Regions from separate parts of the Mus musculus genome. Here region 2 is linked to region 1. Evidence: chromatin loops called from intact Hi-C (ENCODE). Cell type or tissue: heart. All regions are shown on one strand. Links, peaks and the distances in the headings refer to the core of each region. The heading gives the core; the rest is flanking DNA.

Region 1 (16,822 bases), core at 3,789-11,788:
ACATCTGTGACTACATTGTGATACAGTTAGTAGACCCTGCCAGTACCATGAGATATTCCCAGCCTAAGTAAATCTCTATTTTTTTTTTTTTTCCCTTTTGGTTTTTCAAGACAGGGTTTCTCTATATAGCCCTGGCTGTCCTGGAATTTACTCTGTAGACCAGGGTGGCCTCAAACTCAGAAATCCGCCTGCCTCTGCCTCCCAAGTGCTGGTATTAAAGGTGTGTGCCACCACGCCCAGCTTGTACTCTTCCAGCCAATACTATGAAAACAATAAAAGCTCACCTGAGATTGTCTCTTGGCAATGCAATCGAATTGAACTGGAGCTTTATCTTCTGATGAATGGATGAACACTTAAGCACCCACTTCCAGTACAATAACTCACATGCCTGGTAGTGTGGTGGTGGCTATGGGCAAGATACCAAAGAGACTCACCATGGAAACATTCTCCAAAGCTCTTTATATCCTCATGCTGCAGTATGTTTGCCTATAGGAAGCAATATGGGGTAGAGAAAGGTAAAAACCACATGTGTTTCACAACCTAGCATGGAAATTTTCAGTCATATTTTTTCATTTTGGAAATAGCCATAGTGCTATATATGTCAGCTGCTCTTAACACTACATGGGAGTATGCAAAGATGTGAGTACCAGGACATAAGTGAAGCAGTGGACAACTTACAGGCAAGTTACCATAATATACTTTTTCTTGCTCCTATAAGAGCTTGAGCCAGACACTGTAATGTGTGCTTTCAGTAATGGACCAAGAAGTCCACTGCTTTGTTAAAGAACATCTGAGTGGTACAAAGCAATCTTTGCAAATAATTGAGTAGCATATTTGGAAGATATACACACATATTGAAGGCTTTCTGCAGAATATTGATTTCTATGTTCATACAGGACAAAAAATAATATAAATTCTGACAAGATGCTTCCTACAACATAGTGGGCTTTCCATGTATCTGTTTTACTCATTTAGAAAGACTGGCAGTAAGTTTCACTAAAAGTAGAATTTGCAGCACCATTGGTTTCATCCACACAGAGATTAGAATTCTTCTTTTATTTTCTATCAATTATAGTAAGTCTGTTTGTTTGTTTGTTTGTTTGTTTGTTTGTTTTTCGAGATAGGGTTTCTCTGTATAGCCCTGGCTGTCCTGGAACTCACTTTGTAGACCAGGCTGGCCTCGAACTCAGAAATCTGCCTGCCTCTGCCGCCCGAGTGCTGGGATTAAAGGTGTGTGCCACCACCACGCCCATCTCTGTGTTCTTAACATAAAAATTCCTTAGCTTTTGAAACATTAGACTAATGTAAATGTGTGTGTTCTGGATAGACAAGTAAAGAGCACAGTACAGCTGTGTGCCTCTTGAAGGTTTGATTTGGCTCAGCTCATGTCCTTATGGAAAAAGAGGAAGGGATTCAGAGCGGACAAAGGATATCTGTGGTGAAATTCTAAAACAGTTCCCTTCAACTTAGCTACAGGATAAGAGCGGCTGCTATCATTTCTTCTGTGCAAATTTTACTAAAAATCTATCCATCATGGCCAGACAAAACAAAAAAGTGGCATACATGTTTTATTTCTATAACTTCTATCTCATTCAGTTCTATCTATATATTTTAGTGATAAACAGTTGAACACAGAAGTTATATAATTACAAATAGTATCTCAAATATCATATGCTATGTGTAAATCTAGTATGATAAGACATCTAGTCTAAATACCAAAATTAAGTATCGAAATGAAGACAAATACAATACTTTAAATAATTCAATTATTTTCTACTTGATCTATAAATTGTGAAATCCAAACCACTAATCCAGCAGTTATTTTTATCCAAACTGACAGATGTGAAGAACCAAGAATAGCCAAGTAGCCATCTTGAAAGGGGGACAAAACTTGGAAATGTACACTAGCAGATAGAAAGCCTGTCACAAAGATGTGGTTATTAAGATAGTGAAGGTGTGGGGTTGGTACAGTGAATATGATTGGGCTTGGAAAGAAAAGACAGCCCCAAAACAGATCTCAGATGTTTGTCATCTAATATTTTATAAAGATAATATTTTTAGTACCATGAAGAAGAATGGTTATTTCAAAAAGTGCAAAAATCTGGATCTCATCTTGATACCTTACACAAATATGAATTACACAGATAAAATGTAAACTGTTAGGGCTTTTAGATGGTTTTAGAAGAAACATCTTTAATATAATAAATAAACCAAAATCCATAAGTGAAATGTAGACTGTCTGAAATACAAACTTTCTATGTTTCCGCTATTAAACTCATAAACTCAAAAGCAAGACACTCATTAAAATCCATTTCAATAGGTACATACAACTATAAGAACCTTATACTCACACTATGGCTTTAAACTACACAGTACTGTAAAAACAAGAAATAAAAGAAAAATGCAAAGGAAGAAAAGTGTCAAATAACATCTGAAAATAATCTACTGGTGATCAAGGAAAATATGTTATATGACACAGAGTTTTTTAAATGACTAAAATGATTGAAAGCCCCATGTCTGGGCAAGAATGGGAAGCAATGAGACTCCCAGACCTACTAGCTGGAGCTGGTTTGCTGGCAGTGTGTCCTAAGGCTGAACAAATTCATATCCATGACTGTTCTCTATCACTACCAGGGATATAGCTAACTCAGAGAACGATATATGTTTACCAAAAGATTTATACTTAATGTCAATGGCTGCAGTACTCATAAAAGCCACAAAGGAGAGATTGCTGATGTGTATTTATCAGTAACATAACCGATGAAACATCATGATATAATGTCACATTCCCATTATGAAAGACTAAAGAGAAATGAGAGTAAGCTGCACACAACTATTCTCTCAACCATGTAACTTGATAATACACACAGGTGAGTTATATGCTCTGACATAAACAATGACATCCCCTCTTTCTAACTGCACAGTTAGATATGACAAATTGGCACTGTGAAATCTGGCATGACGGGTACACTTGTGCAGCCACAGAAACAAAACTGCTATAAAGCAGACATTCTTTTCTTTGTGCCTTCTCCCTTCCAGAAAACTGGTTTAGTCACTCATCATGGGATGCATTGTGGGGAGCGGGTGTGGCGGCAGTCCCAAAGGCGCCAGAGACTGCAGCTAAGTCATATGACTTGCACCTGACTTCCTCATATAAGACACAAACATCTTGAGTGCTGCGCAGGTGTACCAGGATACAGGTGAATCCAATTTGGTGGAGATTTGCCCCTGCTGCCCTGATTAGCTGAAGCCTCGTGACTGGCGAGGGGGCGTGGCCTGCGGTTCGTGGATGAGAGAGAGTATAAAAGGAGTGAGAGGCCCGGGTTAGAGGGAGGATTATTATTCGAGAGAGGATTACTATTAGGGGGGAGATATAAAAACAAGGGAGATATAAAAACAAGGGAGATATAAAAACAAGGGAGATATAAACAAGGGAGATATAGAGAAAGAAGAAACAGGACTGAATAAACGTGTGCAGAAGGATCCTGTAGCAGCGTCGTTCTTCCTGGCCAGTAGAGCGCGCGCAACAATGCATTTTCTAACATATGTTGAATGAATAAAGATATCACCAGGTAAGTACATGCTGTGCAGATCCAATAACATGAATTATTAGTGCAGTATTCACAGGGAACGGATGGCTGGGAGGCAATGTAAGGGGCTTCTGGAATATTGAGCTTCCTTTCAGTGTGCCCTGAGATCTAACTGAAATGGCAATAATTCTACTTGTAGTAAATATGTTCTTTTGATGTACATTCAATGGTATCCATGCAGGTTTGTGGAAGATTAGTCTCTTAAATGCCTAATATTTCATTTCTGGTATGATGTCCTTGTTTATAAGTCAGAAAATTTTCTCTAACCTCAAGATAGGTATTATTAGCTTTGAGACACTTGTAAACGTGGGCAATATTGCCATTATGGCAAGCCAAAGAAACCATAAATAATGTTAGTCAATATCCATAACTAGATTCCAATAAAAAACTATTTACAAAATTAAGAGGCTGCCTAGGTTGTATTTGCATCCTCAGCTATCTAACTAACCCCTGTGATAGTTAATTTTTAGTACATATTGGTATAGACTGATGAGAGAATATCCTTATAAGTGGTATAATCCAACTCTGTTTTTATCATAGAGAAAGGCTAGAGATGCCAAATAGAATCAGTCAGGTCATGACTACCTGTGGGCAGACATCAGATATCTCATATGGAAGCCTCTCCAAATGACCATAGGCTCCAATTGCACTCTCTGAATCATCTGTATCACCCATCACCAGTAGCAAATTCACACGTTATAAGAAAAGGCTTAATGGTGTTCATCGTGCTTTCACATTTCCTGGCAATAGGTAAAAATGTAAATCACAAAATGATATATCTCAAATTATAGTATTTTCCCTTGTATCCAAAATGGAGAAATTGGTATCATATCTGCTTTCTACTTAAAATATTTAGAAAGAGAAGTCTAGTTCCCAGAGAGACTGTGTAGCTATCCCTTCCCAGAAGATGTTTATATTCATAATTACAAAAAGAATATTACAACCCTTGCAGGGCAGTGAAGAAATGGAAATTATAGCAGCTATAAGTTTAACTATGCCAACAGCGAAGAAAGCCGTATCACAGGATCGATTCAAGCAGATGTCACAATGGCCATTGTGGTAGATACCAGTGGGATATGTGATAGCATAGAAGCTGTATACATGCTTTGTAAAAGTTAGTATAAGAAGACACAAATCACATCAGAAGAGAAAAAGCTGTTAGTTACATCACACCTAAAGCACTCAATGCAGAGCTGCCAGTGAATGCATAAGAGATTTTCATGAGTACGTGGAGAAAGACATCTCCCATGCAGAGGCCTAATATAAAGCAAAAGAGAGCAAATATTCAAATGAATTCATTACAAAACCATTTCAGCAGGTAAAAGTAGACTCTGCCATTCCATGCTCATTTTAATATGGTGGGAAGCAGACTTCAGAAGTTGCCAGGTCATTACAAAAAAAGTGGAGCCATGTCATAAAGATACTGCCACACTACAAAATCCTGTTTTACATTCCATACATGTAGGATCACAGAAGATCACAGGTGTGTAGATAAGTATGATCACATGGCCAGAATCACAGTAAAATTAATATTGGGGTGAAGACTACCTCAGTTTCTAGTCATCTATGGAGGGAAATGCTTCCAGCCCTTTCCTTTCCTCCCTTCCTTCTCTCTCTCTCTCTCTCTCTCTCTCTCTCTCTCTCTCTCTCTCTCTCTCTCTTTCTCTCTTTCTTTTGTCGAGACAGGGTTTCTCTGTGTAGCTTTGGCTGTCCTGGAACTTACTCTGTAGACCAGGCTGGCCTCGAACTCAGAAATCCCCCTGCCTCTGCCTCCCAAGTGCTGGAATTAAAGGCATGTGCCACCTCTGCCTGGAAGCCCTTCTCTTAAGAATTACATCTGAGTGTTTCTCATATGAATTATGTGCTCAGTATGGGGGCACCAGCACAATTGTACCTAATTGCCATCCCAAAGGTGAGGGAAATGTTCTATTATTTGTCTATCCACTCTGATCTTCCTCAAGTATTCCTCCTGACTAGATGCCAAGGGATAAAATTTAAATTGCCAATGTTTTTATAAATTACTATTATATAATTAACTACATATTCCCTTTAGGAAATCACTATAGGAGTTGTGTTTCTATTTATTTATTTATTTATTTATTTATTCATTCATTCATTTTAAACTCCAGATTTTATTCCTCTCCCAGCCCACCCTCCTACTGTTCCACATGTCATACTTCTTCCCTGCCCCCATGTCTCCATGAGGATGTCCCCATCCCCCAACCCTCACCCCACCAGACCTCTAAACTTCCTAGGGCCTCCAGTCTTTTGAGGATTAGGTACATCTTCTCTGACTAAACGCAGACCTGGGAGTCCTCTGGGGCATATGTGTTAGGGGCCTCATATCAGCTGGTGTATACTGCCTGGTTGTTGGCCCAGTGTCTGAGAGATCTCTTTGGGTCTGCCGTTGGAGCTTCTTTTCCTCAGGCTCCTCTCCATTTTCATCCCTGCAGTTCTTTCAGACAGAAACAATTACGGGCTAGAGTTTTGAGTGTGAGTTGACGGCCCCGTCCCTCTCTTGAAGCCTTGTCTTTCTGCTGGAGGCAGCCTCTACAAGTTCCCTCTGCCCAATGTAGTGCATTTCATCTAAGGTCCCTCCTTTTGAGTTCTGAGAGTCTCTCACCTCCCAGGTCTCTGGTACATTCTGGAGGGTTCCCTCAACCTCCTACCTCCTGTGGTTGCCTGTTTCCATTCTTTCTGCTGGCCCTCAGGGCTTTAGTCCTCCCTCCCCCCCAATACCAGATCATGTTCCCCTCTTCCTGCCATCCCCTTTCAGGCCCCTCCCCCTCCCTGCTTGTGGTTGTTTCTTCTCCCTCCCAAGTGGGACTGAGGCATCCTACTTGGGCCCTTCATCTTGTTGAGCTTTTTGAGTTCTGTAGACTGCATCTTGGGTATTTTGTAATTTTGGGGGGAGGTAATATTACTAATAAGTACATACCATGCATATCCTTTTAGGTTTGAGTTACCTCATTCAGGATGGCATTTTCTCATTCCATCCATTTGCCTGCAAAACTCAGGATCAGAGAAATGCAAATCAAACCAACCCTGATATTCCTTCCACCTTACACCAATCAGAATGGCTAAGATCAAAACCTCAGGTAACAGCAGATGTTGGAGAGGATGTGGAGAAAGAGGAACACTCCTCCATTGTTGGTGGATTACAATCAGGTACAACCACTCTGGAAATCAATCTGGAGGTTCCTTAGAAAACTGGAAATAGATCTACCTGAAAACCCAGCAATAACCTTCTTGGGAAAGATGCCCCACCATGCCACAAGAGCACATGTTCCATCATGTTCATAACAGCCTTGTTTGTGATATCCAGAAGCTGGAAACAAACCAGATGTCCCAAGACAGAAGAATGGATACAGAAAATGTGGTTCATATACATAATGGAATGCTACTTAGTTATAAAGAATGAAGATATCCTGAGTTTTGCAGGCAAAGGGACTATGCTTCCGTTTCTGTTGGTTTTGCTACTCTATAAGAGAGAATATGGGATGTGAGAGCAGAGAATTAATGAGGCCTTGAAAGATACATGAAGAATCAGCTGATCTCAGGAGCATCTCCCAGGTTCTAGACCTGTGTAATCCTTTGGTCTACAACACAGTGTAAGGCAGCTGCCACTCAGTGCATGCTCTGCTATCTCCATGCTTGATGTCTCTATAACTATTCTTAGCTCATTGCCTTGCTCTATGAAACCAATCTCACCCTTCACTTCTAGTGTATGGTGTGTGTGTGTGTGTGTGTGTGTGTGTGTATACATGTGTGAATATGAGTAGATGCCAGTAGACATAGAGCCTCTGGGTCATGCTGTGATCCTACAACTCAACCAATTGTTTTAACTGGCTGACCATTAAACCTGAGGGAACTACATGTCTCTGTCCTTATCCACTCTAAATACTGAGTTTGCATACTCATGCCAACATAACCAGAGTTTATGTGAGTGTTGCAGATCAAAACTGCTTATGAACTGAACAACCCTCAGTCTCCTCCTACTAGCTTCTGCTGAATCTTGTTTGTGTATTGTTTTCTTATCTTTGGCTTCTATTTCTTTCTTCTACTTACAAGGCTGCAGAGGGAAGGGAGACAGGAAAGGAAACTCTGGATAATTATTTTGACCAGCACTGCTGTTGGCTAGTACTGGTTTCCTTTTGCCACAGCAGCTGTTGAGAGCCTCTTTTGCACATTTTCTTCTTCCTGACTCTACTGCTGGCCAGTCTGAATATAGCCCCTTATTCAGGAAGGAATCTAACTTGGCTTCCTTTTTGTCAGTCAACCTCACATTCTTCCTGCACAGATGTCCTGCCCTCCAGCCAAGGACTTCATGAGCATTAACCATTTAAAGGTGAACCCAGGCTAAACCTTTCTAACGCAACGTCCACATCTGGTTTTGAAGGATCTAAGATATTTGATCATCTTTCAGTGGGAGTATGGGTTTTTCTCCCAACAACATTCTGTACTTTCTTGCCTGTTCAGACTACTACTTAAAAATGTTTAAGACATTAAACATGTGTCTTCCAAACATCATGGGGAAACTCAGACTGAGGTTAGCCATTTCATTGCTAATATCAGCATTTGGTGTTTGGGGCTGAGAAGGACTGAAGAAGCAAGCATTCTTCACTGTACATGTTAAGTGCACTATCTATAACTGAGACATAACCACAGGCTTTGTATTTTTTTATTTTGAAACTATCCAAAACCCACCTGGTTCAAAATGACTTACGTGTATACTCCAGTCATCTCACTATGGGTGTTATCTTCCAGTGACTGAGAAAACCTTTTCTGAGTGTGTGGTCTGGGAAAGAATTTGCCAGGAGGAAAAACTGGTTCTTTCTGAATACTAGTGCATCACTCACCTACCACATAATAGTCCATCCTATTGTGCAGTCCTCTATCCATTGGACTGTCAGTTCTGAAAACAAAGACTTTATCTGATTATGGGGCCAGTGAGCTATGGGACAAGGAGCAGGTCCAGAGCAAGAGTGAGGTTGAGAAGTGTCCAAACCCTTGAAATCTCATCCTGAGATCAGCATAGCCCTGCATGCCTGCATGTTTTGACACAGATAGCCCTGTGCCCCTAAACCTTGTCTCATCAGAGGAAGTCAAGTATCCCATAGCAAGGTTAAACCTCCTTTCCCTTTATAAGATTATGTCCAGTAGCACCTGGAATTCCTCCTTATGTAAATTCGGCATCCCCAGCGTCATGACCCCAGCCAATGATGTGCACTCAACTCTATAGCCCCGACTCACCCCACAAAGGTATAAATAGCTATTGTTTCACAGCAATAACCTGAACCAGTTCTCTGAAGTTGTTGCCAGTAGGTGTGTATTCTTTACCCATGCACTCACCTCACCACTGACAAAGATCCTGCCTGCACCCAGCAGCCTGGCTAAACTTATTTCCTGCCAGTCCACCCCAGGGAGAAGTAGACACAGGGTAGCATATGACCATTTCTTTACCATTTCCAACAATATTGTATATCCATCAAGATAAGGGGTATCATCTCCAAAAAAGCAAAAATACTCAGGATACTCTAAAGTGATAGTTTCCATAAGTGGATACATAGCATATCTTTGGCACTGCAAATTCATCAGGAGGCAGCACAATTATGGAGAAAAAGTGGATCATGAGGAAAGGTGGACAAAGTGATCTAACACTCTAGGGACAATAAATATGGGTTAACAAAGTGCATAAATGAGTGAATGGCCCAAATATTTGCTCACTGTAATTATTCCTTTAGGCAATGATATTAAATTTCTTGGGAGATGTGAAAAAAACATCAATTCACCCCAGATAGAACACCAATGAGAAACAAGAACAATTGTATTTAACTTAGTGAACAAGTGAGTTTCTCAGAGCTACTCACAGAAGTATAGCTGAGGTGAGGTATTACTTACAGGATTATAGGTGACTAATAGGCAGTTGGGGCATCAATAAATTCAACCCAGAATGGGTATCAGCACACAATAGCTACCTCCCTGAACTTCCCATACAACTTAGAGTACTTGTAATGAAAAACAGTGTTATCTCCCCAAGCCATTGCTTACTCTTTTTATAACCTCGGAGAGAGCCTGTGTAAGTCTGAGTTTCCTAAACCTGATAAGTTCTGTTATATCCTTATATTATGAGCCTTTCTCTGCTCAGAAAGCAAAATTTCAATTTAGATGACATAGTTATACAACAATACTCACCAGTAGTTTTTCATGAGGCTAATGATTCATTGGCTAGAGGATCTCTAACTCCTACATATACCTATGAGTTTGATGTATATTTTAGGAGCATTATTCAAAGACAGAGTGATATATATATATATACATATATATATGTTCATAACATTTGTTTTATGAGAATATAGATATAGTTATAATTACAGGCATCTCTTCTAACCAGACAAGACTTCCAGTGTAGAACTGGGACACAAATACAACCACAAAACCTTCTATCTACAATAGGCACCTACTACAAGATGTGCTAGGGTAAAAGTAGCAAAAGATGGCTAATGTCATCCCCATTGAGTCCTGAGAAAGGTGGGAATAAACACATTTTAGAAAGGTTTTGATAAGATCTGTAGCCTTCCAGGAAACCCAAAATGAATTCAAGCATGTGGTCCATATTAATTTTCACTACAAAATATGTTGAATTCAAATGGCTAATCATTTATAAAATTTAAAGTAGAATAGTATGTTGGCAGTATGTATTCCTAGTATATTGTTAGAGAATGGGAGTCTAGAGAATTTCTATAATAAAATCTTTGATTACAAGCCACACATGGTAAATTATGCCCATAATCCCAGAACTTGATAAGCTAATATAGGAGGATCAAATAGACTCAAGGCCAATTTGGGGTATAAAGTGAGACAGCTGTCTCAAAAATCAACTAACCAAACAGTATGAGTGTGTGTTTGTGTGTGTGACTATTGCCTGCCTCTTGAGACCCCCCCCCCACCCCTCATTTGATGTGTGCCTTTCAGCTAGGAAACTGTGAGCCCTAGCCTAGTCTTGCAGCTGAGAAAATGCTACACATTAGAATTTTAGCTTTATTCCTTCCTAACTTATTAAGTTGTAAACATAATTTACACATTCTGGGTGGTCAGATCATACCAGACCTGCATTTTGAAGCCAAGGCCTTTTCTGCAGGTCTGTGGGAGGCCCCTACAGCACCACAAGTGGCTCATTGCATGAACTCCACAGAGAACCGTTCAAGATACTGCATGATAACTCCAAAATTTCTTTATACTGTTCTTCCCCCTACCCCCACCCCGTCTTCCTCCTTGCATTTCCTTTCCATTGTGGGATAGAGATGCTCCTTAATGTGCAATGGCTTCATTGTATACTTCTACTAACTACACAAACCAGCATGTAACGTCAGTCAAATTGCAAGTCTGATTGATTGACAGCCTTGCATTCCATTAAAATTTTATAAATGGTATGCATACAACTCCTGCATCAAGAAGTGTCTTTGGTATTGCAAACTTTGTATGCCCCAATACAAGAGAATGTCAGGGCCAAGAAGTGGGAGTGGGTGGGTAGGGGAGCAGGACAGGGGGAGGGTATAAGGGACTTTCAGGATAGTATTTGAAATGTATATAAAGAAAATATCTAGTTTTTTTTTTTTTAAAGTGTCTTTGGAATGGACCTGTTCTTCACAGAGCAGGAAATCAAATTATACAAGGAAGACCACAAGTGGGATGGAAATTCTTTTCCTATTCAGTGTGGGTAAAATTTCTTTTGGGAGGGCCCATGAGGGGTTGTTGCTTTTGTTTGTTTTTCAGCTGTGTCTCAATGACTGTTTGATGGGGTTCAGCATCCTCTCATGGAGTGCCACCATGGGCAGCTCTCTTGCCCATTTCATGCCTAGAAAAGAGCTTCTGCTGAGGCCACTCTGGCCACTCAGCTACACATTAGGTGGTTTTAGGAACAGGCTGAACACTGATCTAGATGCAGCTTCCAAAGGAATTTGTATTGTTTCAAAAAAGATGTTTTTTTTTTCTAAAGTATAGAATGTTGTAAACTATTTCCAGGCATGCCAGACTGTGAACTCTAGGGAGATGTGGTCTGGGATTGAGAAGGCTTATTAGTTTTTCAACTTTACTTTTGTGTACCAGATGGAACCACTTAAATGAAGTCATAATTTTATGTGCATGGACCAGAGGACATGACAGAAAGAACTACAAGCAATCCTGTTCCCATATATGTATCTTTATATAAATGAATATACATCATGCACATGTAAGCACATACACAAACACATACATATACATGTATATATTTACCTCTAATAAATAAAAAATACTCAATATTATCATTTTTAGATAATACTGATATTTTCAAAGTAGATATGCACATATAGGTTAATATGCAGATATATGTATGTATAAATACATATATACATATATATCCCAGTTATTTATAAAATAATTAAAACTTATTATTCCTACTTTAAAGGTAAAATGTAGGCAAGAAAATAATTCTTCTGAGATTATACTTAACTCATAATAGAGTCAAAATTAAAATCTTCAATTCCAAATTTCTTATTTTGGTGGTCAGTGCTTCATATTTAGAATATAATGCTTCCCAAAGAGTCCTTAACAGTTTTCTTTACTATGCATAAGATCATTGCTAAAAGATAACATTAAAAAAAACTAGATGCTATCCTGATCCATTAAATCTACCTGTCCTTTGAAATAATATGGGTGACAAGGCCAGTCTGGTAACCCACTGGGCATAGTAATTTAATTTTAAACAAATGGAGGTTGTTGGGAGAAAACCTACATCAGTTCACTAAATCATCCTCTGACACAAAGGTAAACCAGAGAAAAGATATCTTTCTGCACCATGAGAGACACAGAATGTGAAAAAGCAAAGGTCTAATGAGAAAAAAAAAAAAAAAAACTATGGTACCAATAAGTTATGTGTCAGAAGGTCTCTCTATCTTGCTGCTGTCAGGAAGGCCACCGTAGGCCTGGTCCTGTGACCGAATGTGACACAAACCCTGCCAGATACATGATACTAAGTTCACTTTCAATCTAGATTACAGAAAAATCATTCTTCAAGGGGAAGGATCAGCACCATTTGATCCTTCCTATAAGGCTTTAAAAGAAATCGATCTATGAATCATTGAAGTAGCAGCTACTGTTGGATTTATGTTCTTCACTGAAAAACACTGTTAATTGCTGTTGATACCAAAGTCGGTTCTTTCCACATTTCATTGTCAGGAAGGAAAAATGCTGCTGTTGATACCCATTGAGTTGAGCATCTCAGGCCTCACAGCAGGATCTGATCCAAGTTGTTAGCAGAGTGGAGGCGAATAACAAGTCTGTTGTGCCATGGGCAAATGAGCTAAGAATACAAACCTTTTCTCCTGTCATGTAAATGTCGCTAGCCTTATCCCAGTATTGAGAAATTTCATTTCTCAGCTTCCTATTTTATCTCTAACATGTTCCCTTTACCCCAAATCTCTAATAAAAACTGGGTTCATCCTGGGCTGTCTTTTGCCAGATTTCTCACATCTGTCTTCTTGAACTCTGTCTTCTTTCTTCTTTAGTCCAGTCAATCAAAAGTGCTTCCACAAAAATCACACATGATCAAAGATTAGATTTTTTTTTTGTCATCAAAAAACTTGGGAATAAAAGCCACCTTATTTTGAAATATGAGCTAGATGAATAATAATAAATATTTAAAAGAAGTGCAATTTAGTACAACATAAACATGAATGAATATTTTCTGCTGTTTCTCATAGTTTGTAGTCAAAATATCCATCAACACAAAATTATGCATTGGCTAAGTATATGCCTGATAACCCCTAGGCAAAAACTAGAGCCAATTTAATCAAATTGCCTGTTATTTTTTAAAAAATGACTATTGAAATATAACTTTTTACTTTGGTTACAGTGTGTGTTGTCTTGGAGAATTCACCAGTTCTAACCTTGACTCTGGAAACTGTGTCATATTTGCAGACACTCTGAAGCAAGACTCTTTTCAAGAATATTGACAGTACAGGCTGCTAAGTAAATTCTTGTTCACCTAGGGAAGCAGGTATCCTTGAGTCCAGTGCAGAGAGGTTTGTGCTTCAAGTCAGAGAGAAGTAGTCTTCCCAAGGTTGTGAATGCCTACTGGATGCTGAAGTCCTTAGCAAAACAATCTCAAACATTTTTGTGGTTTCTATTGTCCTATTTTCTGAATTATTCAAGAGAAGGCCAATGTCACTCAGCTGAGAAGAGCTTATGGTCTGGCATGTCAGTTATTGGAAGTCTTTTGTCTAATCCAGGAACTAGCTGTCAGATTATATGTGGAATGTGGATAAGTTGCTTCTATAAGAAGAAATTTTTATTTAATGGAAAACACATTTTGCTAAAAATGTTTGTAAAGGGAAAAATACTATGATATTTGTAACATCCAGTACAAAGACCTTAACTGTGACCATTGCGCATGATAGTACTGCCAAATATGAGAAGTTATGCAATTTTAAAGACAGTTGGAAAATAGACACCTGTATTAGTTAGGGTTTCTATTGCTGTGACAAAACACCATGACCAAGGCAATTTGTAAAAGGAAGTATTTAATTAGGCTTATCATTTCAGATGGTAGATGCTATATGGTGGAACAAGGGCATGCTGACAGGAACAGCTGAGAGCTTAGACCTTAATCACAACTAAGAAACAATGGGAGTACTCTAGAAATGGGTTATATCCTACCCACCTCTTCCAACAGAGTGACATCTCATCATCTTTCTCAGGCAGTTTTACTGCTGTAAACCAAGTGTTCAAGTATGGGCATATGAGAACTATTCTTATCCAAACCACCACAACACCCACAGACATCTAGGCTTCACTCCTAGAGTTTGTAAAGGGCACAATGCTTTTGAATGCAACTAAGTGATACCTTTCCAGATAAGATTAGTCTGGTTTATATAGGTATGTTCCAAATACCATGATAGCTACCCTAATAGTAGTAAACCAAGATATACACAAATAGCGGAGAAAGTATGGTGAAGGAAGAAGCAGAAACCAGACAAATTCAGTCAAAGGATGTCTAGGAATCTAGCACCCCCTTGCAACATAGAGTGTGGAATGAAGGTTTCTCAAGAGTCTCTCAAATAAACTGATTTTGAACCAGTGAACTCCAAAATTCCTGAGAAGAAATTTCTGTTCCTTTAAGTAACAAATCTGTAATAATTTTTTAAGTAATGTAGCAAGCTAATATAGATTATATATGTGAAATCAATTTGCAAATTTTCTTTATTACAAATGAGATTATGGACAGTTGTTACTAGTATACAATGTAAAACTACCTACATCACAAAATGAGTTAGTCAAAGGAAGAACATTATATCCAGAAATGTGTATATTGGAAATTTGCAGGAACTAAAAATATCTAGGAAAAAATAGGAAAAAATTCATTAGCATCATAAAAAGCTCAAGATAGGCTATCTTTATAAAGAACAACTTAGTTCAAAGTTTTGCAAGCTAATTATCCAAAATGCATAGTGCCGCATAGATCACAGCAGGTGTCCTCTTAACAGAAGTGTGCTCAAGACCAGAAGACCACATCTTAAAATGAGAGACAGAGAGAATAAAATACTCCTCCCAGGAAATGCCCCTATGAAGAAAAAAAGGACTTCTTTCTAGACTATCCATGAATCCACCTCTCACATCACCGGTGCACCAAGGAAAGAGCTTTTAGTTAGGATGCTTTGAAGATGACTTGAGTTATATTGTAATAGGAAAGCACAATGTCAAAATGAGTGGAGACATTCTGAAGCATGGATTTTAGTGGAAGAAGTTAGCTGCTGCATCATTTCTCGAATCCTTCCAAATCTTCTTACTTGAGGCATCAAGGGAGGTGGCTTCATTTGGTTCTGCTTCTCAGAGCCACATGAAATGTTTGGTTTTATTTATTTATTTATTTAAAAAGTTACATTTCATTTAGACAACACAAAAACGTGGCTTGTACATGGACTTCATGTAAGTGCTGCTACATTTAGGAGTTAAAGACCATGAGAAAGAAAGAAGGGAAGAGGGAGTGGGAAGGAGGAAAGGAGGAAAGGAGGAAGGGGAGACAGGGCATACCAGCAATCATATACTGAGAGGCCATTTTCTAACAAACATCTTCTCAGGGCTGGCTATAGGCAATTTGAGATTAGATGGATGTTTTCAGTGTTTCTCCTTATTTTACTTTGACCACACCTACAGATATAAATAAGCTCAAAAACAAAGATTCTATATTCTAGTTTCTTCTTCGGGTCATATGTTATTTCCTTTTATAATACATATTTCACATCAACACTGAAGAATTAACATGTTAGACATCTGTAGCAAGTATCTTAATTTATCCCTGAAATATCCATTTCCTCTTATTAATTAAATCCAAAATTTTTAGTTGAGCATGTCACGACTTGGAATAAAGACTCTGTTTTCCAGGCTTCGTTACAGCTAGATGTAGCCAAGAAGGTGAATGGACATCTTTCTAAATGGAGAAAAGGGAAACTTCCTTTTCTGTTTCTTTACTGTGAGCAAAGACATGATTGAATTTCCAAACGCCATCCTGGAGTAGAAATAGAAGCTGACTTTAACATACAAACTATAATAAGTTTGGGTCTTTGGTGCTGTGATGTAACATGGCATATAAGCCAACACCTTAGCATGGTGTCTGATCTGTGGAAGTGCTCATTGGATTCTATTCCTACCTGCTTATGTAATAGCTAAAACTGCAGGCTCATCAAGTGTTTGTATTTTATCTCTTTTAGGCTTTGCAAATGTCTGATAAAGTAGGTATTACTATCATACATACATTATGTAAAAAGAAAGAGAAACGAGCTCTGGGGCTACTGGTTAGTTCATATTGTTGTTCCGAAGAGAGGCCCCTTGGTATTGCAAATTTTATATGTCCCAGTACAGGGGAATGCCAGGGCCAAGAAGCAGGAGTGGGTGGGTAAGGGAGCAGGGCTGGGGGAGGGTATAGGGAACTTTCGGGATAGCATTTGAAATGTATATAAAGAAAATATCAGCCTGGCATAGTGGCGCATGCCTTTAATCCCAGCACTTGGGAGGCAGAGGCAGGCAAATTTCTGAGTTCAAGGCCAGCCTGGTCTACAAAGTGAGTTCCAGGTCAGCCAGGGCTACACAGAGAAGCCCTGTCTCAAAAAACAAAACAAAACAAAACAAAAAACAAAAAAACAAACAAACAAAAAAACCAAAACAAACAAAAAATCTAATTAAAAAAAAAAAAA
Region 2 (16,822 bases), core at 3,704-11,703, 72 kb before region 1:
AGTCCTGGGCCTTCAATTGCAACTGAGGTTGTACCTTCACCAATGGCCTTCCATGGCCTCTCACAGTGCCGAGCCTCAGCTGCTCTGTGTGACCCCTTCATGCCTTCAAAACCAGTACCACCTGGGTGACTCTTACATATTACCAAGTCCCGCTGCAGCAGGAGTACATCCTTGGCTATCTCTGGAACAAGATAGCCTCTTTGTGCTTTCAGAAAACACTTCCCAGAAGATGTCACCTCAATGATGCTGGTCTCTTCTTAATCACCGCTAATTTCTTAGCTCCAGCTAACCAGCATCAATAGTCCCAGTAATGCAAAGTTTTTGCTTTAGTAGTTCTGGTATCTTGTTAATCACAGCTGATTCTTCAGCCCCAGCTAACCAGAACTACAGAATCTTCACAATCAAAACAGCAATGGCCCTGAAAAGAGTCTTTAATTTTTCCCTCTGAAATTTCACAAACCAGACCTCCATCTTCTGCACCGTTCTCAACATTATCTTCCAAGATCCTACACAACATCTGACAGAGCTCTTAACAACAAATGGATCTTCAAGCCCAAAGTTCCAAAGTCCTTCCACAGTCATCCCCAAAACATGGTCAGGTTGTCACAGGAATACCCCACTCTGCTGGTACCAATTTGTCTTAGTCAGGGTTTCTATTCCTGCACAAATATCATGACCAAGAAGCAAGTTGGGGAGGAAAGGGTTTATTCGCCTTACACTTCCATACTGCTGTTCATCACCAAGGAAGTCAGGACTGGAACTCAAGCAGGTCAGAAAGCAGGAGCCGATGCAGAGGCCATGGAGGGATGTTCTTTACTGGCTTGCCTTCCCTGGCTTGCTCAGCCTGCTCTCTTATAGAATACAAGACTACCAACCCAGAAATGGCACCGCCCACAAGGGGCCTTTCCCCCTTGATCACTAATTGAGAAAATGCCTTACAGTTGAAGCCATTTCCTCAACTGAAGCTCCTTTCTCTATGATATCTCCAGCTGTGTCAAGTTGACACAAAACCAGCCAGTACACTATACAATGATAATCTCATTTATAATTTGCCTAGTCATCTTCATTGTGACTTGGAAGACACAATCAACATATCAATATGAAATCCTTGGCTGGAAACCAGGAGGAGATCACAAAACTTTGCTAGGTAGACACCAGTTTTGCTTCACAGAGACTGTGTCAAGAAAAATCTATACAAAAATCAAGTCAAAGATGCTTCCTATTTCAAGCCAGAAGGGGAGGAGGCTAGGAAGAGGCTCGCGAAGGAAGACTGTGGATGTGGCAGCAGGAAGTTGAGGTAGTTGACTCTCATGGTTTCTATTTTAATTTTTCTGTGAAGTAGGCCATCTGCTGAGAAAGGAAAAGAAAAAAATTACAGATGTGAATTGAATGGAAAACATTTTAAATTACAGTTCCAGAAAGTTGGGAAGCTGACTACCCAAAAACTTCACTAGAATTCCTATGAAGTGTTTAAAACTTCTTTAGGATGAGTGACCACAGATTTTAAAATGTTTTATGGGAAGGTTTTTTTAAGGAATTAATTTATTTTCCTGTCATGATTAACTGTGTGGGCATGTCCTTATGGAAAAGCCAAATCTGGATCCTTCTGTAGTTCATGTTTCTCAGGAAGGATAATTCTCCCCAAAATGGTTATAGGAATTCAGAGCCAAAAAAAGGGTCCATTTTAACTCAGGTGGTTGGAATTTGGAATTAAAATTATCAAGGAATGATGGGATATGAGGCATTTGCTGACAATGCTGCTGGACGGGAACCTTCTGGAAGCATTTCACTGTGAGGCTCTTGGGGATGGTCTTTTAGTTTATCTTAAAGCACATGCTAAAATCCACAAGTCCATGTACCTTGGCTGCAGAGATACAGTGGAGTTTTCAGGTTTCTGATCCCCCAGCTATCTCAATTTTTTTCCTTGCTGCACTCTTCTCTGTTTGAGAAACACACTGGGGGTTCAATAAAAGGTGTGTCATGTCCATGTCACTGAGCACAAAATAGAACATCAGGTATTATGGTGGATGCTGCTTCTACTTCACCATCCTGCTCTGACAGTGAATGTCCCTGCAGGATTTCCTATCAACCTAGCTAACTGAAGAACTGAAGAACAAATTCATTTCTTCTCTGAAAAATGACAGTAATCACTCAGAATTCAAATGGAAAGACATCCCACACTATCTAAGAATATAATGCTCATCTTTTGCTGTTTTTGGTGTGACTATTCCATTGCCTAGACACACACACACACACACACACACACACACACACACACACACACACACACTATCATAGTGGGATTGGAGGCAGGGAGAGACTGTCACAGTATCTAACTCCATAGAACCATAGAAGCTCAGATTTCACATACCTCAAAGGGAAGGAATGTATGGATGTAAATTCCACAGGACAGATTGTTTTTGCATATGTTACTACTTACTAGTCTTTGTAGCAGGATAGAGGTTCTCAGTCTGAAATACTAATAATGACAAGGGATTTGCCAATAACAAAGAAACTAGATAGCATAAAATATTATATAATCAAAGTGCAATCCTAAGACAATACTTCAATATTTTTTGAGAAAAATATGCTAATCTGAAACATGCAGTCCATGCAGGCCTTGAGTTTTGTTTAATGATATCATTTCTGGCTAAACGGCGTAGTATTAGAAACTTTATAAAGTATCTAACATGTTTTATGCTAAGAACATAAAAACAAAACACAATCTTCTTTAAGAACATGCTATCTTCCTATTATTTAGGCATGATTATACAGGGTAAAACTAGATACCAGCAGTTGCTGCAAGGGGAGAATTTTTCCAGAACTGAGGCACTGTTTGTAATGAGAGACCCGACTTGGGAAGGAAAAAGGAGGAAGAAATAAGAGAACTTGGCTGGGTGGTATTTTCATTAGCTAGTATCCTCGGAGAATCACTTATTATGTGAAATTCCAGAAATAATGAGCGGGACCCCCCAACGTTAAAGATCCAACTGAGCCAGAATTATGACAGCTGGCTCCCTTGCAGTGATGGTAACCAAACCTCTGTTCTCGGGGCTTTTCATTAATGGAGACATTTGTTTCTGAAATCTGGTTCATTTTTAATTTCTCATCACTGAAATAAATATGTGTGTAAGAGTTATAAATTCTCTGCTTCTTTTCACCTTCTACAGACTTCTTGAAAGGCAGAACACGAAGACATGCAATTCTACACTAACTAATCCATCACAAACCACAGTCCTTCGAGAACAAATCCTCCTCCAACCATCCCACCATCAGACATTTTACCTTGCCCCACAAGGCAATGGGCAGATATAGTGTCCTTCACTTTGAAGAAAGGAAATAAATTCATCTAGTGAATTAAACAATCACAGTTTCTCAAATTTGAGAGGAAGTTTTATATTTCAGCATTTCCTTTAAATTTATTGTAGAACTCAGTTACTAACATGTTAAAAACATGGCCCATGATATACCAGGTTCTTAATTTAATCTATGAAACTAATAGCCTCAAAGGGGAGAGAGAAAGAGAGAGAGAGCAAAGGGGAGAGAGAAAGAGAGTGAGAGAGAGAGAGAGAGAGAGAGAGAGAGAGAGAGAGAGAGAGAGAGAGAGAGAGAGAGAGAGAGAGGAGACAGACAGAGAAGCACACAGCTCCACAAAACTATTTCACCCAAATTAAGACTGTTTTAGACACACACACACACAGAGAGAGAGAGAGAGAGAACAGACCTAAGGCTTCATTCTAATTGAAAGTATTCCACTTTCCAACCCTTAGAGAGCAGAATTACTTCCTCCTGTTGGGGGTCTGAAAAAAGCAAGCTGAGGAGATGCACAGGCTGTTTTCTCTAACTCATCAGCTTTGTTTTATGAAATTGTTTTTTAGATTTTCCAATATGTTACTTTTTTCTCCCTTTTCTATCTTCTTCCTCCTACCCAACTGCTTGCAACAACGCCTATCTAAATAGCAGTGACCATTTTCCTATTCCATGACCTTGAATCAAATTTTTACTTAAACAAATATAAAACAAATCAAACTTTAGCATTTTTTCTGATATTTCTCAAAAGATCATGGAATACATTTGTTCAGAATAGATATTGAATTCTATTTAATAGTAAGCTTCTTAATAGCATACTGCCTTCCCTGGATCCTAGGCCTATATGCATTCTTGTAGTTTGCTTTTGTAGAAACCACCAATGTGCCATTTCTTCCTGCTTCTGTTTGTGTATTTATAGTTCAATTCCCAACTCCATGCCCATCTTCTGGCCACTCTCCAGTCATCTCATTGAATTCCTGAGAAAAGGGTAAAAGTAACAGTCACATGGCTCTACAAACCTGCTAACCTGACTAAGTGAGCCCCATCTTAGAACTAATTGTAGTTTAGAAGCCAACATAAAATCTAAGAGAACTGTGTCTTTATTCTAGCACCTCGAGTGTAAATCGCCATGCAGAAATACTAATTGTTAAGTTACTATAGAATTGATCTGTAGAGTCTATCAGCCTCTGGGATGTTATCTTAATTAACCATTTTATAAGCAGAGAATGTATACAAGACACCAGAAAACCACTGCACTTCAGTAAACAGAGATCTCTGAACAAAGTTGGTCATTCAAATATTTAAGGATTTACCCACCCACCCACACTCACATACAAACACACACACACACACAGAGAGAGAGAGAGAGAGAGAGAGAGAGAGAGAGAGAGAAAGAGAGAGAGAGAGGCAGAGAGACAGAGACAGAGACAGGGACAAAGAGACAGAGACAGACAGAGACAGAGACAGAAACAGACAGAAATTTACTGAAGGGCGTCAACCAAAGAGATAATTTCCTAGCTGGACTTGAAAAATACACATGGTTTCTAGAATCACAGAGACATGAAAAGCTATCTGTAACCTAGGAATTTTTTAAGGTGAGGCCTGTAAAATAAAAGTGGTTGAAGGAAATCTGAATTATTGCAGCAAAAAAAAAAAACAAGATATGAAACAAAGCTCAGAAAGAAATGAAGACACAAAGGAGTCGCCCTGATCACTATGCCTCTGTGTACTTATTCTGTATGTCTGTTTCTAAAAGTGTTATACATGCAGCTTTAGTGGAACATGACCTGATTTTTGATGTTTGTGAATGCTTTTGTTATTTTTTCACAGATATTTTAGGAAGCAAGACACTTTAAAGTGAGAATTTAGGGCTAGAGAGATGCTGCAATAGCTTGTTGCTCTTGCAGAAAATCCAAGCAAGATTCTTGTCACTCACATTGGGCAGCTTACAATAGGCTTTAGCAACAATGAATGTGATGCTCCTTTGACCTGCATGTATGTAATACACTTACGTACACACACACACACACACACACACACACACACACACACACACAAACACTCACACACACACACACACAGAGTTAAAAACCAAAAATAAAATCCTTTTTTAAAAATTAGGTTTTTTCTGAGACTACCATAATCTACTTGTTTTACACTTGTTAAAATATAACTGTAGCACAATTGCTACTAATATCTGTATTAAAGGATATGTGAGATAATCTAGAAATAGCCATAGAGAAGTATCTAAGTGTCTTCTTCAGTTTTTGAAACATCAGAGAACATAATAGGCAATGCTATGAGAGTCCACAGAAGTTGGAGTGTGTCTGGAAGCATGAAGGGAACTCAGCACGGACCACGGATGCATAGTCAGCACTACACTGATTTTCTACTATGGCCACCTATGAGTTATATTTCTGCTTCATAGGAATACCAACTGTTACCTCACCAGGCTTGCGACTTTCAAGAAAATTGTTCAGGGTTTTGTCTTGATGTTGTTATTTTTGTATAGGAAACTCTGTTTTGTAGACATATGCACATATACACCACACACATACACCACAGAGAGAGAGTGAGAGAGAGAGAGAGAGAGAGAGAGAGAGAGAGAGAGAGAGAGAAACTATCTGGAATTCAGTAACAATTTTCAGTTTCTTCTTTAATGTGGTCTGTGAATTGTATCTTGGGTATTCTGAGCTTCTGGGCTAATATCCACTTATCAGTGAGTGCATACCATGTGTGTTCTGTTGTGACTGGCTTACCTCACTCAGGATGATATATTCTCGTTCCATCTATTTGCCTAAGAATTTAATGAATTCCAGTGTAGGGGAATGCCAGGACAGGGAAGCAGGAATGGGTGGGTTAGTGATCAGGGGGAGGGGGGATAGGATGGGTGGGAGTTGTAGGGGAATCAAGGAAAGGGGATAACATTTTAAATATAAATAAAGAAAATATCTAATAAAAATAAAGTTAAAAGAACCCAATTTAACCATTGTTTTCTTTGGAGTGTATCCCCTCCTCAGCTATTCAGCACAAAGAGGCTGATTTCATCTTAGTGACTATTTTTACCAGTGGATCTCTTTAGAAAGGTCACTTACTTTTTTGCCTATAATAATCAGAGTACACTAATTTTCTGTTGTTAGTAACTATGATATCACAGTGGCATTTCCTCGTAAGCATCACTGCCTAACTTCGGACTCCTTTATCAGACTCCAGTTGGAGTCACAATGATAGCAACAAGTTGAACTTAGGCAGGTTGGATACAGTGATCAGAAATGTCCTTAGTTCTATCCTGACTAGAGGCGAGAAATAGAAGGTTTCATTCCTAGCTTTTGGTTTTAACTTTCTTCTTTTACGCAGCCTAAATGAGCTTCAGCACTTGGAAACACTACCTGACAAGGCCAAAACTGCAAGCATGAATAGCAGCACATGAACATCGATTGTACATGGGCCAGTTGAACTGACTGGTTCATGCCACCCATATGTCACACCAGTTTTTTCATACATTTTATTTAAAAACTTCTAGACTGTTTCCCATTTAAACAAGAAAGTAATTGCAGATAACTGTAAAGTGTGAGACTATAAATGCTAGGTGTTCCTCAAAAACTCAAGCATCTCTATAGGAAGTTTCATATTGTTATTTTCCAATTTTTATACATTAAATACTTTATTCTAATATTTGAACAGGATTGATTAAATGAAAATTAAACTATGACAAATAAAATTGTTCATGCAGCAAATTAATATTTACTAAGACACTAATTAAAGATATTAAAAAGAAGATAAAAGAAAAAAAAAACTCAAGCCTATTACCTCCCATGGACAGCCAAAAATTGTTGTTTCAAATTAAAAAAAAAATTCAAAAGAAGTAGTAGAAATCACAGAGAAAGGAAACAAAACAGGACAATGGACAGAAACAAAACAAAAAAGCTACTTCTTTAAAATCTTGAAGAAAAGTCACAAACTGTAGGATAAATTACAAAGGAAAGCAAGGAAAAGAAGATCATTGTCAGGACTCAGACAGGAAGCTCCCCGTGCAGACCCTTCCAGCATCCCACATGAGAGGAGCACCTGCCCTAACCAGGCGTGTTTGCCCATGGAGAGTGGCAGTTATAATTAAAAGGAAAATTTGTTCAGAAGAGAAAATTACACAAAGAGTCCCACAATGTGAACAGTAATATAAACTTTAAGAAGATTGGACTTCTAAGTTAAAATGTGCCAAAACAATTACCTGAGTTAACAAAAGCAAAAGGAGAAGAATATAATTTCTAATTTTAGAAATAAAAGATGTTATCACTACCAAATCCAGGAACCAAAGTTTCAAACGAAGCCTATAAACAAATCCACCACACAATTAGGTGAATCCATTAAGTAAGCTATTGGTACCCATCATAGGCTAATATATTTTTTTAAGATTTTTTTTTATGTCTATGAGTACTCTATCTGCATGTACACCTGCATGCCAGAAGAGGGCACTATAGATGGTTGTGAGCAACCCATGTGATTGCGGGGGAATTGAACTCTGGACCTTTGGAAGACCAACAGTGCCCTTAACTACTAAGCCATCTCTCCAGGCCCCACAAAGTTATCTTCCCAGTCTCTCTGTAACATGACCTATCAATAATCAAGCGTACTTGTAGTGAGATTTTGAGTTTCTAAAATATAGAAATGGTATGAGAATATGGTTTAATTATCATCGTCGTCGTCATCATCATCATTCCAATGTGTGGGGTATGGGGCTGCCTCAGATTTTACCCACAGCAAACTATGATTTGCCTTGTGCTCCAGCAGGAGCATGATTTTGCTAGCTGCCAATAGTTTACATTTAGAATTCTAGGAACTCTTGAGAGGCTATGAAAATGTCAGAGCCCTGAGAGGCAGCAGAGGCTGTTGCCCTTGCTGCTGCTACTCTTGTTGCTGGTTGCTGGCAGCTGGTTGGAGATATCCTGACAATAAAATTGGACTTCCCCAAAGAACTCCATGCCCCTAAACAGCAGGGAGTAGTATAATGATATTGATGCCCCCTTTCCCTTCGAACCTTCTTTCTCTTATACCTAGAGTTTGGAGCAGGAGTTGCAAGGCATTGGAAGGGATAAAAATGTTAGGAGGGGGTTAGGGAAAAGAGCTCAATAAAGTAGTCAAAGATACAGTGACACATACTAGTGAAATTCCAGTGTTCTTCTCGCTCTGTGAGTCCATCTTGGTTCCTAATAAAAACATTTACTTACATACAGTATTCCTTTCTCATTTCTCTTCTCTCTCTTTTCTCCTTCTTTCATTTGCACTCTTTCTGTCCCACTCTCTCACCTACTTGCATAAGCCCATTATGTCTGGGCCCTCCTTCCACATGGTTCACATATAGCAGGCATGTCTCTCTACTCTGGACTGCAAAATGAAAAGGAAAAATTCATATTCCTAGCTGGATGTCATCCTCAATGCCTTTAAATATACTCAGAGAAAATTAACTCATCTTCATTTACTGCACAGCTTTCTTGTTAAATTCTACAAACCAATTTTAAAAAAAAATGAAAAGCAACCCCATTTTTTACAATCTTTTATATGAAATACAGACCATATTTCCTGAGTTGAGCCTGTAACGCCAACACCCTCTAGAACCAAAGACACATAAAGATAAATAATCCTGGATGTTATACTAAGCTCTTTCAGGAACATAGATTCAAATACCCTTCAGAAAGCTTTGGAATCTGAGCCCTGGGTTGCACAGAAAGAATTACATGAGATTTTTTTTCCTAATTACATTACACCAGTTCAACTTGTTAATTTTATCATTTCTTTTGTTTCCTACTCTATTTGAAATCCAATATCCATTTTAAACTTACAATGAACCTCAAGCAGGAAACTTGGTTTTTATTGGAAATTCTTAGCCTTCTTTAAATTTTATAAATTATATAGTTGAAACACTAAAGTTATATGCCCAACTTGTTCTGAACAAACTTGCAATCTTCTCTAATCATTAAATTGCATGTCATGTCCATTGTTAAATTTAAATTTAAAGTTTGTAAAATTGGATAAATATAGAATCCCAATGCCTCACTAACACGAATTACACTTAAATGCTCAGAAGTTACAAGAAGACTGGCAGATACCTTGTTACACAGCACGGAATGGGAGGCATAGTTAGATCATGCCAAGATCATCAACCTCATTAAAGTCTCTGTCTTTATTTCAAGTGATTAGATAGATAGATAGATAGATAGATAGATAGATAGATAGATAGATGATTGATAGATAGATAGATAGATAGATAGATAGATAGATAGATAGATAGAGATATATCACTTGAAATATATGCCAATATTTAATTATAACCTGAATAATTGTCCTCATACTGAATCTTTGAACAAGAGGTGAAATGTAAAATGTACCTTCTATATGTATAATTCACTTTTGATATATTTCCATGGTAAAATAATTTAACCTCCTAATGTTTTTAATAAAGTAAGTCTTTAACTCTTCCTGATGACATGATAATGTGGGAACATAAAACACTGCTTTTATCCTTTTAGACTACTGAGAAAAGAACAGCCTCTGATACTAAAATAAAATGTCGAAGTCAAATAAAGTCCAAATGACAAAGAATAGCTTCATGGAACATTTGAATATTTCTAGTCACAAACAACAGAGCATCTATTTCTAATATTCATCAGTCCCTTCAGAGTTCAATGACATAATTGTTTAAAAAATATAATTTCCTTTTCATCATGTCAATAACATAAAAAAATTCAACTTCTATTTTCAAGTTCCTCATTCTAGAAATAATTGAATTGCACACCAATTTAACACAAATTTTAATAATACTCTATGGTGATGTCTTCAAAGGAAGAAGATAGTTTTATAGAGAAACAAGAGAACCATGGTTTAAACATAAGGGAAGGGAGGGAATTCATGTAGAAAGTCACAAATAGCCCAAGTACAGAGAAGTTTTAGGGAGATGCTTAGACACAAATGGGACATCAATACCATAATACCTTCCTGAGGCCCTGGAACTATTAAGGAAAAAGGAGAAAAAAGATTATAGGAAGCTGGGCAGTGGCAGTACACGTCTTTAATCTCAAAACTTGGGAGGCAGAGGCAGGCAGATTTCTGGGACAGCCAGGCCTACACAGAGAAACCCCTGTCTCAAAAAAAAAAAAAAAAACCCAAAACAAAACAAAAGAGTATAGGCACAAAAGCAAAAGCTCAAAGAGGAACAGAAAAAGGCAGTGTCTTCTCTTCTCAACAGAATATGGCCCTTGCACTCATGAGCTCACATAGGGTGGTTGCCTACACAAAGCCTGTCAATACTAGTTAAAGTTAGTCAGCATTTAAACACACTGTGCAGAGGATTCATTAGACCCAATCCTACCATGAGGAGCTATGGATGATCAGTACCTTCTGGAAGAACAGTTTTCTTTAAAGATATGGCCTCTTCTAGGTCCACCATGCTCCATGAGCAAATACAGATGGGTAGCACAAATTGGAATTAATAGACTTAAAAGGGGCACAAAGTTGTAGATGAGAGGAGGTGGGATAGATCTGGGAGGAGTTAGGAGAGGCATTGGTGTCATCTGTAACCTTGTGTTTTTCCACCTCACCATTTTGTTTCCAGAAATAATGACCCTGAGAATTCTTCTTTTTTTTTTTTTCTGTTTGCTACTATTTCTTTTTTTTTCCTTTTTTAATATTTTTATTAGGTATTTTCCTCATTTTCATTTCCAATGCTATCCCAAAGTCCCCCAAACCCTCTCCCCCACTCCCCTACCCACCCACTCCTACTTTTTGGCCCTGGCATTCCCCTGTACTGAGGCATATAAAGTTTGCATGACCAGTGTGTATCAAAAGATGACCCTGAGAATTCTTATACAGGAATAAGTGCCTGGGCCAATAGCTTGGGCCTGTTCCCCAGAGTAGCTCGTAACTTAATATCCTATATGTCCCATTTTATAAATGCCACATTCCTGGTTACTTGGTCCTCAGTTTCATGTGACAGTCTTCCTCTGTCTCTGAGGTAAATGCCTCTGTACGTTATCTCAGCTTCCTCTCCCTCTCCCTCTCCCTCTCCCTCTCTCCCTCTCTCCCTCTCTCCCTCTCTCCCTCTCTCCCTCTCTTCCTCTCTCCCTCTCTCCCTCTCCCTCTCTCCCTCTCTCCCTCTCCCTCTCTCCCCTCTCCCTCTCTCCCCTCTCCCTCTCTCCCCTCTCCCTCTCTCCCCTCTCCCTCTCCCTCTCTCCCCTCTCCCTCTCTCCCTCTCCCTCTCCCTCTCTCCCTCTCCCTCTCTCCCCTCTCCCTCTCTCCCTCTCCCTCTCCTTCTCTGTTTCTCTCTGCCAGATGTCCCACCTTCTAACCCTGCCTTGGCTCATCGACATTTGTATTGATAAAATAAATAATTCTGGAAGACTGCTTCTTCCTCTGAGAAATCAGTATCTTTCATTTCAAACACACTACGCAAATGGCTCATCAAATTCTTCAGTAAGTAAGCCAATACTTACTCAAAAGCAAACAAATACTATATCTTACTTTTCTCTGCCTAGCACCGTGGATGCTGTGAGAGGCCATAATTATTTTCTGTAAGGTGTATCACTCAGGTGCTAGAACCTCCAGAAGAAAGTAATTAAGGACAAATAAACCAATTACCAACAGAGAGATCCTGTTATCTTAAGATATAGGGGCTCTGAAGGCAGAGAGGCAAAAGGAGCTGTGCTGTAAGCAAAGAGTGAATGTGTTAAGGCCAAATCTTTAAGCAAAGGGGAGATGATGTTTAAAGCAGTAAAATTTATTTATTTATTTATTTATTTATTTATTTATTTATTTATTTATTTTTATTTGTAAATGGAGAAATGGAGTTAGGGCATTCAATGCCTTGTGAAGCTTAATTAAGCGCATCTATTTTGGTTTTTCATCTTGAGATATTTCTTCTTACAAAGGCTCAAATCCGTTGTCTCACAGGGATGTTAAAGTTACTGAATCTGAATTTGTTTTTCTCTGGTTAAGTGTCTGTCAAACATTGGACACAGTTTTGAAACATATGAATGTTTATACAGCATACTCAGTGCATCTCCAGCATTTTATTGTTTGGCATCAAACTGAACTCAGCTTTTGAATCTTAGGTAGATTTGCTTACTAAGTCTGAAGTGAAGAAAGCTAGTATTTCTGATTGGGGTGTGAAAGGAGTTAATCCAAAAACCACTGTGTTTTTCCATTTCCATGGCTTCTCTTCCAGGTTTCGGCAGCGGTGTGAACTGATTTGAGCCTAGTGTACAGTACATGCTTCTGGCACTGGAGTCCCATGGACTGGCGCTGACTCAGTAGCAACAGCTCTGCGCAATGAGCAGGGAAATAAATGACAGGATGGAATCAGACAGGGTGCCACCAAGCTCAGCCACCACCAAGGAAGCAGGTATTTAAAGGATTTATCTGGGTTACTGATACAGAAGACAGACTGATTTCGTTTATTAAGCATCATTTCCAATTGAGGAGAAGAAAAAGACTTAAAAGATTTGGAAAGTGATTTTATTTCTAGAATCTTTAAACTTATCATTCCAAAACAAAATTACTATAAATTTGTTTTTTAAATATATGCATATAAAGTTATGTCAAATGTACATTAAAGGTATACATATTGTTATTTATGATGAGATGGAATAGCCTTATTCTAATATTTATAGATATATGCATATGCTCAAAGCATTTAATATTTAATGATGTGTGTGTGTATGTGTGTGTGTGTGTGTGTGTGTGTGTGTGTGTGTGTATGTATAGATTTTTAAGTAACTAAACTTTTAGATCCTCTTTGTAAACTGTGAAAATTTTTTTACTGGGAACAAAACCAAGATATGGAAATGTCCTAGCATTGAAAGTCTGTAGTCTACTGTGGCAGTCATTAAAGTCATTTCTGTACTCTGTCCACAGTGTCTAGATACTTTTATAATCTTACAACACATTTTAGCAATATTAGTGAAATAATTTTACTCTTGAGCCTATAATATTGTGTGCAGAAAAACACAGCATAAAATCTTACTTTACAATAGGTGAGTAAGTAGTTAATTTAAGATATAATAATGAGAGGGAAAAATCAAGAAAAAATACGTATTTATTTTATTTATCTCCAACTATAGTCCAATTAAAGCTGTCATTTTGACACCCAATAACTAGTTTTGCTTGACTCAATTCCTCTCAATCTAGGGCATTCATGTTTTATATTGTGTGCAGGCTTTACAATATAACAGTAATAATTTTTAACTATGCTCAACAAGATGCCCAAAACCACAACCGACATCTATCCATTTTTATCTTTCTTGGCATTTCAGAAGATTTAAAACTGCTACACACTGTTCCTTCCTGAAGCCCATGCTAAATCAGTCCATGTCTGTCTGCAGCTCCTGCAGCCACCCTGTTGCCTTGCCTACCCTTTATCTTTCTTATGGAGAAGTAAATGAATGCAGTCCTTCAATGCACAACATTCCAGCTCCACTCCATTCTTAGAAGCTCTCATTCAGACTATAAGAACTACTAAATACAATAGTCACTAAACTCTTATTACTATGTTCTCCCCCTCTTTTGATTTTCACCTATGTCCTCAACTACCTTTCTTGGAAGACTGAAGTTACCTTCAAGTGAGGCTGTCCCAGATTTGTTCTGAGGTTGTTATATGACATGGTTCCAAATCTTTTAAAAGTCTTCCCACTGAGAATTGATATTTTTGTCCCATCTTCTGTGAGTTTCATTTCATTATAGTGCAGTGGAAGTAAAGATGTGAAATTTCTGAGACTAGAATGCAGCAGGTGGGGAACTCTTGGCTTGTATTCAATTATTCACCTACTTACTCATTTATTTTTGGACTACTCATAGTAGTCTACTATGTAACAAGTGCATCATTTGGCCATGTTATCAAGAACTTTCAAATTACATGGGGAGGATGTATCAGTCATAACAGGAGAGAACACCAGACAATCTTAAGTTATAAAATTCTTCCAGATCATGTTCTAAGTAGGAAAATGAAGAAGCTTCAAGATTCATGAGCAACCTAAGCGATACTATACTAAATTTTCCCAAAACAGAGCTGTAGACCCACACAAGCCATCCCCATGGAACTCTATCTAAACTCTTCTTCCATTGGTCAAGCAATAGTGAAGATCCCTTGCCTTTTTATGTCTTTCTTCATTTTTCTTCTATCATCTCTTCCTATGGATTTTATTTTTTTAAGAAAGAAAATAATCTCATAGAAGAGAGCATCTTCTCCATCAGCAGCATCATTTTCCAGATTAGCTTACTCATCTGATATGTTTTCTTATTTTCCATCCATTCTCCACATCAGTTGATCTCTCCTACCTCAAACCTTACCATGCCATCCACAGGTACATTCAATGCTGTTCCCTTGAAATGAAGACAGATCCTGGAATGAGGCTGATGATATGAGCATGATCTAGCCAAGGCTTCCTGCTCTGCACTGTGCAACAGGGTGTCTGCCAGTCGCCTTGGGACTACTGAGCATTTAAATGGGACTCGTGAGACTGAGGCATAAAGCTTTTAATTTTATCCACTTTCACAAGCTAAATTCAAATTTGACAATGGATATACAATTTAACAATTGGAAAGATTTCAGGTTCAAAACAGGGTGGACATATGAATTTACTTTTACTTTTTCTTTTTTTAAATATATTTTTATTAGGTATTTTCCTCATTTACATTTCCAATGCTATCCCAAAAGTCCCCCATACCCTCCACCCCACTCCCCTACCCATCCACTCCCACTTTTTGGCCCTGGCGTTCCCCTGTACTGGGGCATATAAAGTTTGCATGTCCAATGAGCCTCTTTTTCCAGTGATGGCCAACTAGGCCATCTTTTGATACATATGCAGCTAGAGTCAAGAGCTCCGGGGTACTGGTTAGTTCATAATGCTTTTCCACCTATAGGGTTGCAGATCCCTTTAGGTCCTCAGGTACTTTCTCTAGCTCCTCCATTGGGGGCCCTGTGATCCATCCAATAGCTAACTGTGAGCATCCACTATATCTCTAGTGTTTCCTCACTTTGCGTTTTCTTTATTGTGTCTACTTCCCTTTTTAGGTCTTGGATGGTTTTATTCAATTCCATCTCCTGTTTGGTCGTGTTTTCCTGCAATTCTTTAAGGGATTTTTGTGCTTCCTCTTTAAGGTCTTCTACCTGTTTAGCAGTGTTCTCCTGTATTTCTTTAAGTGAGTTATTAAAATCCTTCTTGATGTCCTCTACCATCATCATGAGATATGCTTTTAAATCCGGGACTATCTTTTCGGGTGTGTTGGGGTGCCCAGGACTGGGTGGGGTGGGAGTGGTGCATTCTGATGATGGTGAGTGGTCTTGGTTTCTGTTAGTAAGATTTTTACGTTTGCCTTTCGCCATCTGGTAATCTCTGGAGTTAGTTGTTATAGTTGTCTCTGGTTAGAGCTTGTTCCTCAGGTGATTATGTTAGCCTCTATCAGCAGATCTGGGAGACTAGCTCTCTCCTGAGTTTTCAGTGGTCAGAGTACTCTCTGCAGGCAAGCTCTCCTCTTGCAGGGAAGGTGCCCAGATATCTGGTGTTCAGACCTGCCTCCTGGTAGAAGTTGTGATCCACTCACCAGAGGTCTTAAGATCCCGTAGAGGGTCCTGTGAGGAGCTTGCTGGTGTCCGCAGACTCCACGCCCAAGGTACCCCGGTGCTGGCATGGACCAGAAGGGATTTGTGACCCTGATGAATTTACTTTTTCATCTCTACAGTTTGTAAGACTTAAATAGTGTCAAGAATTCCAAATAAAAATTCTGATGGGGGTCCACTGTAAACTTACCATTAAAACTTGAATTCAAAGAATAGGTAACAAAAAATTAGGGACGTGGATAAATATGGTAATAGAATTTTGATTATTTTGAGTCAAATAACACTTCTAAAAATTAATGTATCATTTTCTCAAATGTGGCTACTAGAAACTGTTACCTTACATAACATAAATGGCTGTCACGTTTGTAGTTGGGTATATTGCTCTTCCTATGTTTTAGTCAACCCTTTCTTGTCAGGCCCTGTTTACTCTTAGACTCCATGCTTCTTCATCCATCACAGATCTTTGTGCATGCTGGTCTCCATTTCCACATTTGGTCAAAGCTGCATTTTCTTACAGAAACATTTACTTCCTCCTTGACTTTAGTAAATTCTACCTTCTTTTGATATAACAACCCATCAGTGTTCAAATTTGTAGCATGTGCCATAGTAACAATCATATGGCTACAAACTTACTAAATAAATCCCATATCATCTTCTCAAAAGAAACTCACAATAATATACTAAACTCTCAGGTCAGTCAAGAAAGAGACTTCCTTTTGCACACTGTTCTTCTTCCTATGATTATCACAGCACTACCTTCATCAATAATGCAGAAGTTAGAATCAAAGTATGTCAAAAAGGAACAGAAAGAGAATTTTGTGTTTTTAAAAAGTCCACAAAAAACATGAATATTTTGCTAATTGAGTTCAACATGTAACTGCTAAATTAATGGCAGCATCATTTTCTCCC

Evidence for each region. Hi-C counts contacts between places; a loop is a spot of excess contacts. Peaks named below come from ENCODE experiments on the same cell type or tissue, not always from the same donor. Only the 100,000 strongest peaks of a DNase experiment are listed, where the experiment ranks them.
Region 2: a loop joins it to region 1, with 1.9 times the contacts of the local background. A loop is called at or near these places in 2 of 42 quality-filtered maps.

What each region holds. Positions count from the first base shown.
Region 1 is chr10:37,711,950-37,728,771 of GRCm38, reverse strand. No RefSeq gene overlaps it. Among named protein-coding and RNA genes, the nearest start is that of Gm31330, 280 kb to the right of the region's middle. In heart, for the core only: no CTCF peak of the experiment used is centred there; a DNase peak (open chromatin) is centred at 7,801.
Region 2 is chr10:37,784,032-37,800,853 of GRCm38, reverse strand. No RefSeq gene overlaps it. Among named protein-coding and RNA genes, the nearest start is that of Gm46220, 270 kb to the left of the region's middle. In heart, for the core only: a CTCF peak has its summit at 7,767 (motif pointing right); no DNase peak of the experiment used is centred there.